Linked DNA regions of Homo sapiens: region 1 is linked to region 2. A link is an interaction called in ENCODE POLR2A ChIA-PET data of the cell type or tissue named here. Cell type or tissue: PC-9. All regions are shown on one strand. Region 1 overlaps ACTN4 (actinin alpha 4). Region 2 overlaps HNRNPL (heterogeneous nuclear ribonucleoprotein L).

Region 1 (5,000 bases), 150 kb before region 2:
TCCTGAGTAGCTGGAACTACAGGCGTGCGCCACCATGCCCGGCTACTTTTTGTATTATTAGTTAGAGACGAGGTTTCACCATGTTGGCCATGAGAGACAGGACTAGCTGGATTTCCTAGGCCGACTAAGAATTGCTAAGCCTAGCTGGGGAAGGTGATCGCACCCACCTTTAAACACCGGGCTTGTAACTCAGCTCACACCTGACCAATCAGGCAGTAAAGAGGGCTCATTAAAATACCAATTAGGTTAAAAGCAGGAGGTAAAGAAATAGTCAAATCATCTATCATCTGAGAGCACAGGAGGAGGGACAATGATTGGGATATAAACCCCAGGCATTTGAGGCGGGAGTGGGCCACCCCCTTTGGTTCCCCTCCCACTGTATGGAAGCTCTGTTTTCACTCTATTAAATCTTGCAACTGCACACTCTTCTGGTCCACGTTTGTTTTGGCTTGAGCTGAGCTTTCGCTCACCATCCTTCACTGCTGTTCACCGCCATCACAGACCCACTGTTGACTTCCACCCCTCCGGATCCAGCAGGGTGTCTGCTGCATTTCTGATCCAGCGAGGCGCCCATTGCTGCTCATTCGGGCTAGAGGCTCGCCATTGTTCCTGTGCGGCTCAGTGCTCGAGTTTGTCCTAATCGAGCTAAACACTAGTCGCTGGGTTCCATGGTTCTCTTCCATGACCCACGGCTTCTAATAGAGCTATAACACTCACTGCATGGCCCAAGGTTCAATTCCTTGGAATCCGTGAGGCCAAGAATGTTAGGTCAGAGAACAAAAGGCTTGCTGCCATCTTGGGAGCAGCCACTACCAACTTGGGAGCTCTAAGAACAAAGACCCACCGGTAACAGCCAGGCTGGTCTTGAACTCCTGACCTCGTGATCTGCCCGCCTTGGCCTCCCAAAGTGCTGGGATTACAGGCGTGAGCCACCTTGCCTAGCCTTGTTCTGGAATTAGTGGTGATTGTTGCACGATCTTGTGAATATACTAAAACTCCCTGAATTTTATGTAAAAGGGTGAATTTTTTGGTATGTTATGTGAATTACATTTCAATTTTTAAAAATTGATTCTCCAAATTATGTACATATTTAAAGAGTACATGAAAGAGAGGGAGAGAAAGAAAAGCTGGATGCGAGATGCCGCAACCTGATTCCACTCACTCCTAGATTTGTTGAGTACCTGCTATGTGAAAGGTACCAGTCCAGGCAGTGGGTTCCCACAGCAAACAGAACCCTCCTCTGGGGAGCTTATGCTGCACTTGGGAGGGAGACTGGTTATGAACAAAGAACATAGTTTTTGATGATGAAAAGTGCAGTGAGTAAAACAATGCAGTGTGAGGCCGGGTGTGTTGGCTCACGCCTGTAATTCCAGCACTTTGGGAGGCCGAGGTGGGCGGATCACCTGAGGTTGGGAGTTCGAGACTAGCCTGACCAACATGGAGAAACTCCGTCTCTACTAAAAATAAAAAATTAGCCAGGCCTGTAATCCCAGCTACTCGGGAGGCTGAGGCCAGAGAATAGCTTGAACTCAGGAGGCAGAAGTTGCGTTGAGCTGAGATCATGCCATTGCACTCCAGCCTGGGCAACAAAAGTGAAACTCCGTCTCAAAAAAAAAAAAACAAAAAAAACAAAAAAAAAAACCCAACAACGCAGAGTGGAGTGATAGCCTAGGGGAGATGACAGAGTCCAGGAAGGCCTCCTGGGTTGCTGACATTTGAGGCAAGTCCTGAGTGATGAGACAAAACCAGCTCTATAAAGAGCTAGACGAAAGTCTTAGACCAGTATTTCTCATGAGGAGGAGACAGCACTCCAAAATCCATCCTTTGGCCTGGCGCGGTGGCTCACGCCTGTAATCCCAGCACTTTGGGAGGCTGAGGCGGGTGGATTACCTGAGATCAGGAGTTCGAGACCAGCCTGGCCAACATGGCAGAAACCCGTCTCTACTGAAAATATAAAAATTAGCCGGGTGTGATGGTGGGTGCCTGTAATGCCAGCTACTCGGGAGGCTGAGGCAGGAGAATCACTTGAACCCGGGAGGTGGAGGCTGCAGTGAGCCGAGATCATGCCACCGCACTCCAACCTGGCGACACAGCGAGACTCTGTCTCAAAACAAACAAACAAACAAAATCCGTCCTTTGCAGCAGCAACACGCACGCTTTCTGGCACCTCAAAGGGGATTGTCCAAGACTGGAACACTGGCTGCAGGGAGGGGGCCGGGTGCAAAGAGCTGGTTTCTGGGTGGACACGCAGGACCTTTGGAATGCTCGCTACCCCACTCAGCAGTATTTATACCTCTTCTCCAACTGCGAAGTCAGAGCTTTTTCATGCAGGCTGAGAAAACTCCGAATAAGGCAACTTCAGGCCAGGACATAAGACGCATTCCATATTTCACTGTAATTGCTTTCAAATTAGGTTATGTCGTCATGTAACAGGCACACACAGTGCACTTGCTTTGCCCCTGGCTGGGGTTGGGTCCTGGACAGGCTGCCCCGTGTGTCGCTGAACTGCCGCAGTGCTAGCCCTGATTGCCTGGGCAGTAGGGCTGTCTGCGTCCCACGTTGCTGCACCCATCTAATTTGTGGCTGTGTTATTGTGACCTGCTCGTTTTCTGTTCTTTCAACCTGCTTCCTGGCTTTTATCTCCTTCAGAATCTGGTGGCAGTGGATCTTCAAAAAGTGCTCAGGTGTGCAGTCTCACAGGCCAGAGGCTCCACGGGCCCCCTTGCCAGGGCGAGCATCTCTGCCTGTGCCGCTGGTAACCCAGATTCCAGAAGGCTTAGCCGTCTGGCCCTGAAAGCGCCTTTATAGTTGGTGATGAAGCCCATGGGCTGGGGAGCCGTTTCTGCTTTCAGGAACTGAAAAGATGCCCCAGTGGGGCTAGGCCTTGCCTGAGGTCTGGCAATAGCCTGCCAGATGGGTGATAAGAAGGCCTACCCAGGTGATAAGCCTACCCAGGAATAAATAGCTGTACCTCCCCTGTGTCCAAGCCCTGGACACCCTTCCCTAGGACCCATGGAAGCAGGAACCATGGGCAGCGTCAGAGGCCACAGCAGGCAAGGTGGAAGTTCAGGAGGTGGGACGGCGCCCTCCCCCTCAAAGCAACTGATGCCCCAGCGGAGCGACAAACCCTACACGGTATTTCAGAGCCAAGGTTTGAAAACTCCCAGGGTGCTAGGGAGCTCCGTCTGGCCTCCGGGTACCTGGGGTTGGGGCTGGCTGTGGCCAGTTGCAGTCAACCCTGAGCCTGGGCAAAATGCATGCAGGCTGGTCCTCCTGGGTGATATCCTGCTAGGCGGGTGGGCAGTGTACACGGCAGAAGAGGGTTGCGGCATGAGGCAGCAAACGTTTTTTTCTAAAATCTTGTCAAGCGTGGGGTCCGTGGAATCCACATGTGAGCATCAGCCTGGTGGGTGGGGAGAGTGAAGCCTGCGATCCAGTCTGGATCATGTGCTACACAGTGCAGAGCCGGCATGCTCACCCCTCCTGAGGGATCGCTCGAGCCTATTTCTAGGCCCAAAGCGACTTTGCAAGAGACTCCCTTTATTCTGGGCTTAGTGGAATTCCAGCTTCCAACAGCCATTTCCCTCCACCCCCTTCAGTTCTGAGAACATGTTTTGTAACAGGAAGGCAGGAAGAAAAGAGAAGGCGAGTTTGTTCAGCTGGGTCAGCCGCATCCCACCAAGGCCCTTTCTTCCCTCCAGCTCACCATCGCTCTGCCCACTGGAACCACTCGGTTGCCCTGTGTCTGCCGAATGTTTGTTTCTTAATCAGCGCCCCAGAGTAGAGAGGGCTTTGCCTCTTCGGGTTGAGGGAGGGAATCATTGATGAATGGCTCATTAAAGCCCACTGCTGCCACATTCCTGGGTGCTTAGGTCACCTCCTGAACAATATCCATCATTCATTCACCTACCGCCCCACATCCTGGCGGCTGGGAGGGGTCCCTGTGACGCAGGAAGGACTTTATGACCAGAGATGCTAGGTCTCCGTCTCCCTCCTGCAGCCCACAGTGACAAAGCAGAAACTGCTCTTGGGGCCCCCTGAAGCCCGCCTTAGCTGGGTCACCATGGGCCTTGGCACACGGAGGGGTGACAGTGGATCCCAACTCAACTGACAAGCTTGCCTTTCTCTGTTCTTCCACCCCCCTTCCCCGCACTCACACCCTGTGCTATTTTAGCAACCAGAGAAGCCTCTTTAATAGGCTGCCCGTGTGCAGGGGCAAGCTCTGAAGCCTCCTCTCTGTGGTTTGGTTCACATGTGTTCTCAAAGACAGATGAGTCCACATCCTTCCTTCCTCCCTAGATAGGTCAAGGGCTGGGTGCAGGCTGCCTTCACAGGAGGGCCAGGGACAGGCTGGGAGGAGCGGGGCCACCTTTTGCGAAGCGGGTGATCTGCTGGGGCGTTGCTCTGCCTGCCTGCCTTGTTCTCTGAGTTTACCTCTAGCTTGGGGACCAAGGGTGGGCTGGGGCCTTCTTTTTTTTTTTTTGAAACCGAGTCTTACTCTGTCTCCCAGGCTGGAGTGCAGTGGCGCGATCTTGGCTCACTGCAACCTCTACCTCCCAGGTTCAAGCGATTCTCCTGTCTCAGCTTCCCGAGTAGCTGGGTTTATAGGAGCCCGCCACCACGCCCAGGTAATTTTTGTATTTTTAGTAGAGACGAGGTTTCACCATGTTGGCCAGGCTGGTCTTGAACTCCTGACCTCAAGTGATCCGCCCGCCTCGGCCTCCCAAAGTGCTGGGATTACAGGTGCGAGCCACTGCGCCCGGCCCTGGCTGGGGGCTTCTTGACCTGACTCTGCTGTCTCTCCCTCACTGGCCAGCACCTCCCATTCTACTCAGACATCGTGGAATGAATGCCCACCCCGTGTTTGTATGTATCATCTGTGTCTGTGTGACATTAAGCAAGTCACTGAACCTCTCCCTGCCTCAGTTTCCTCATCAAATGGAGATATATCGCATGTGATCATGGGGTTGGAGGTTTTAAAGAGTTGCTAATGTGTAAAT
Region 2 (5,000 bases):
GCATCAAAACCAATGCACAGCCAGCCCCCTGCCACTAGCCCCTGCCGGTCTGCACATCTTCTATTTATGTTCCTTGGAGAAGAAATGGTTGTTGCCATGTTTCTGTTAGCAGTCATGTAATGCCATTGCCCGCTCTGGTACATTCACTTGGTCACCAATTTGCCTCTGACCTTTGGAGGGAGCAGCCAGGCCCACAGGGCCCACTGTGAGGATCCTGGGGAAGAGTCTAGCCCACCCTGCCCACTGCTTCCCAGATGCAAGGGCGAGCAAGACAGGCCTGCCTAGGAATGGGGGGCTCTGGCCTCTCAGGGCCTGTGCGATGTCAGCATCGAGCCTCCTCCCTCAGCCCATGGCCTGGTCCGACGTATCAGACCAAGACAGACACCGAGATGGATGGTCTTGTTGGGGGGCTGCCGCTGTTTCTCATAGGCAATCCTCCACCTCTCCCTGCTACCAAAGGCAAACCATTCTTGACAGACACTAGGAAGGGAGTTGTCCATTTGGGCCACCTGCAGAGATGTTGCGTCCCCTCTACAAATGATGTGAGGCATGTCCGCCCTGGTCCAATCCAGAGTGTCTCACCTCCACAGGGTCAGCTTGCTCACAAGGCTCACTGCAAGAGCCCAGGAGACCTCATCGCCCCCCAACACTGTCACTCCCCCAAATCAGACCCTCTCAACAGCGCAGAACAAGAGGACAATTCCTGGTCCAGCAAGAATGGAGTGAGTGACCCTCACCAGACTCTCAAAGGAGCCACTGCTGGTTTCTAAGGCCGCCCCCACGCCTCATCCTCAGTGAGGCCCTGCTCCCCGCCCATCCAGGCTTCTGCCTTGCCTCTGTATCCTGAGCAGCATCGGAGGGCCCCAAGCAGCAGTGAAGACCCATGGAGGCCTCTCACTCCCCCATCCCACTAGGGTGTCCAAGTGCTGACCCCAAGGCCCTCCCATGTCCATGGGGGGCCCAATGGCATTACATAACCCTGAGCCCAGGCCTATTAAGTGCACTAGTCGAGTGAAAGCAAGGCGGGTATGTTTAGAACAAAGTGGTCGTCAAGATTACCTTGTCCACTGAGATTGGGGTTTGTGTAGTCCCAAGTATCCTGATCATTCTTGAACACATTCAAGCGTGTAGGCTGCAAGGACAGGACAAGACAAGACTTGAGGTCAGCCATGCCCCAGCTCACCTGGAAGCTGACAAGGGGCAGTCAGTCACCTCCCAGATGTACCTTTGCGTATTCGATCTTCAGAGTGCAACAGCCAGAATAGATATCAGCCCCATTGAGAGAGGCCTTGGCCCGCTGGGCACTTTGAACTGAGTCAAATGTGAGTCAAGTTAAGGAAAGTCCCATCACAGGAGATCTTTGAGAAGGGCTTCAAGTTACCCCAGAGTGTGATAAGGACAAGGTAGCACCCCAAGACTGTGGTACAGACGGAAGCTTTGGGATTAGCTCACTGCCCAGCCACTAGCCTCAGGTTAAGAGACCAAAACGGTGTTGATGGACTCAACGCTGCCCCGGGTGAGCAGTCACTGGCCAGAGTTCTCTCATAATCTGCACCCCGACCCATGGCCACCAGCAACCTCTTCTGCCACACCACTTTCTCCGTCTCAGCCCTCTCACACCCTTCGACTAAATCTGAAACATCAACTCGATTACAGCTCTGCCCTGAAAGTCCATCAGTGGCTTTTTCCTGCCCCTGCCCCAAGCATCGCAACGCTGTCTAGGATGCCCTAAAAGCTTCTTCCAATGTCTATTCCAAACCCGTCTGCTTGCCAGCCACTTTGCAATCCTCAGGTCTTTCAATTTCTCCATCCAACACAAGCTCCTTCTGACTTTACAACCTTTGCAGAGGCTGTTTCCTCCACCTTGAGTATAAGCTCCTATTTGCTCATAGGACATCACCTCCTCAGCAACCTTCACACATGCCCCACCTTTTTTTTTTTTTTTTGGATATGGAGTCTCGCTGTGTTGCCCAGGATGGAATACAGTGGCACAGTCTCGGCTCACTGCAATCTCCGCCTCCCAGGCTCAAGCGATTCTCCTGCCTCAGCCTCCAGAGTAGCTGGGATTACAGGCGTTCACCACCATGCCTGGCTATTTTTTGTATTATTAGCGACAGGGTTTCACCACGTTGGCTAGGCTGGTCTCGAACTCCTGACCTCAGGTATCTGTCCACCTCGGCCTCCGAAAGTGCTGGGATTGCAGGCATGAGCCACTGTGCCCGGCCCCATATCCCCTTTTAAATAAATTCCTTTTCCCAGGGGCACATTTTCTCAGGACCTCTTGAGACTATGTTCCCCAAATCTTTGTCACTCATATTTGAACTTAGAATAAACATCTTTAAAAATAAATTCCTAGCCAGGCGCGGTGGCTCACACCTGTAATCTGGGAGGCTGAGGCAAGTGGATTGCCTGAGGTCAGGAGTTCGAAACCAGATCTCTACTAAAAATAAAAAAAATTAGCAGGCGCCTATAATCCTACTAGGAAGGCTGAGGCAGGAGAATTGCTTGAACCCAGGAGGCAGAGGTTGCAGTGAGCTGAGATCGCACCACTGCACTCCAGCCCAGGCAACAAGGGCTAAACTCCATCTCAATAAATAAATAAGTAAATAACAGAAAGAAAACAAAAAGAAAAATAAATTCCTTTGTATCTCCCAACACACTGCTCTCTCCCCTAAGATCTGCACGTCCACACGATATGCCTGGTCCTTTAACTGCCTCCCTACTCAGTCACTGGGCTCTGTGAAGGCATCTGGCACATGGCAGCCACTCCCGTGGTCAGCAGACACATGCTGGCTCAAAGAATGGCCACTGTCAAGCCCTGCAAGAGTCCCTACCCTAAGGAACACCTGTTTTCCAGCAAAGGATATTCCACCATCGCCTGAACTCCATTCTTCCTGAAAATGACAATTCTCTGGACAGGGCCACAAGGATTACAGATAGTGTAAAGAACATCCTGCAAAAGCAAACACAGGCAAGATGAAGGGGCACTGGCAGATCAGTCTGGCTTGGGGGAGGGAATAAGGGGAGAAAAGGAAGGGAGACCTCACAAGAAATGCCTGCTGGCACGTACCGTGGTGATCGAATAAATGGGGTTCAGGATGGTAAAGAGAAGCACACTGTTCACGCTCCGGGAGTCATCCGAGTCCCCAGGGCGGGAGATCTTCTGGCTGGTAGAGTAGTTGACAAAAGCTGGGTGACCAGCAATGTATATTTGGTTGTCGGCTGCGTAGTTCACTGCGTTGCAAGCCCCCAACACATCTTCAAACTCCACCAGTGCTTGTCTCTTTTTAGGCATTACCACCACATAGCTGGCAGAGAGAACACAGGTTTCAATCCTCTCAGGAAAATGTAGACAGGAGGAGGGTATCATTTGATTTTTTGAGAACTGACTCCTCCATGGCCTCTGAACTCCTCTGCAACCCTATCATGGTTCCCCGACCTGAACACCCTGTGCCACAAGTAGTACCAAAAGCCAAAGAGGTCTAGCTGAGCCATCATGTCCCTCTGGGAAGCCTTCCTGACCTCTCCTCACCAGACTGTCAGATGCCACCCACAGACGGCTTCTTGAGCTTACACTATGACAGTGCAAATCACTCTAGGAGGGCAACTTTCTAAGAGAAGCATCCAGATACAGCTCACTACTGTATTTGCAGTATATAGCATGCACCAAATATTCAGTAACTACTTGCTGAATGAAAGAACACTGGCCAGGAGCAGTAGTAGCTCATGCCTGTAACCCTAAAACTTGGGAGGGCTAGGTGGGCAGACTGCTTGGGCCTAGGAGTTTGAGACCAGCCTGGCCAACATGGCAAAACCTCACCTCTACAGAACAATATAAAAATTAGGCCGGGCGCAGTGGCTCACGCCTGTAATCCTAGCACTTTGGGAGGCCGAGGCGGGCAGATCACGAGGTCAGGAGATTGAGACCATCCTGGCTAACACAGCGAAACCCCATCTCTACTAAAAATACAAAAAATTAGCCGGGTGGGGTGGCCAGCGCCTGTGGTCCCAGCTACTCGGGAGGCTGAGGCAGGAGAATGGCGTGAACCCACGAGACAAAGCTTGCAGTGAGCTGAGATTGTCACTGCACTCCAGCCTGGGCGACAGAGCAAGAGACTGTCTCAAAACAAACAAACAAACAAAAAATATATATATGTAAAAATTAGCCGGGCATGGTGGCGCATGCCTATAGTCCCAGCTACTCAGCAGGCCGAGGCAGAAGGACTGCCTGAGCCTGGGTGAGACTGCACCACTACACTCCAGCCTGGGCCACAAAGCGAGACCTTGCTCTGTCTGAAAAAGAGAACACTGACTAGAAACTACAAGGCAGAGGAAAAACGAAGGAAGGAAAAAGGGTCATGGAACTTGCTGTAATCTGACACAAAGTACAATGGCCAACCCAAAAGCAGAGCGGCCACAGAATCTAGACCAGGATGGCAACAAAATCACTATTTCCAACCAGAAATCGTGGACACACAAGGACACCCAGGAGTCAACTTTGGAAGCCCAACACCTGGCCTCTGAGCCCAGTACCTGATGGGTCCAAACTCCTGCAAGGCCTCCACAAGGTCTGCTTCCACCACACCGTCAATCAGGCCCCTGATGTGGACAACTGGGGAGGCAGGGGTTTTGTGCGGGTCATCGTAGTTCTCCTGAGAAAGGAAGCAAAAACAAGAATTATTTTCTTGCTGTACAAGATGACGCCCCACTGGCCTCTGTACTGTTGTAGACCCAGTCAGATAAAACAGTTGGAGGTCATCCGTGAAGGATGCACAGGAAAGACTAGGGGCAGCAATTGAAGCCAATCAGCCCAGAAGGATTCTGGGTCAGCAGAACAGTGGTCCTGAGTGGGTGATCACTTGCCCACTGGCTCTTGCTGTAGCTTCTGAGGAAGGTATAACGGAGGGAGGGCCACACAAGTCCCAAATCTTACGTTCTTCCAGGGACCCCCCTCTCTTCCCACTGGTCCACTCGACCAAGGAAACATGGGAAAAGAGTAG

What was found. ChIA-PET counts read pairs that join two places held together with the same protein. Peaks named below come from ENCODE experiments on the same cell type or tissue, not always from the same donor. Only the 100,000 strongest peaks of a DNase experiment are listed, where the experiment ranks them.
Region 1: POLR2A ChIA-PET joins it to region 2 with 16 read pairs; 12 of 35 experiments call an interaction of 5 or more read pairs at or near these places.

Annotation. Positions count from the first base shown.
Region 1 is chr19:38,689,795-38,694,794 of GRCh38, forward strand. All of the region lies in intron 1 of ACTN4 (actinin alpha 4), which reads left to right. Among named protein-coding and RNA genes, the nearest start is that of ACTN4, 45 kb to the left of the region's middle. RefSeq lists enhancers at 3,925-4,516, 4,486-4,545. In PC-9, no CTCF peak of the experiment used is centred here; DNase peaks (open chromatin) are centred at 2,247 and 3,837; H3K4me3 peaks cover 1,474 bases; H3K27ac peaks cover 5,000 bases.
Region 2 is chr19:38,842,783-38,847,782 of GRCh38, forward strand. It overlaps HNRNPL (heterogeneous nuclear ribonucleoprotein L), which reads right to left. Exons shown (of 13, transcript NM_001533.3): 2 at 4,534-4,652; 3 at 3,071-3,308; 4 at 2,868-2,953; 5 at 1,226-1,322; 6 at 1,060-1,132. Among named protein-coding and RNA genes, the nearest start is that of HNRNPL, 4.7 kb to the right of the region's middle. RefSeq lists enhancers at 1-46, 129-629. In PC-9, no CTCF peak of the experiment used is centred here; no DNase peak of the experiment used is centred here; H3K4me3 peaks cover 246 bases.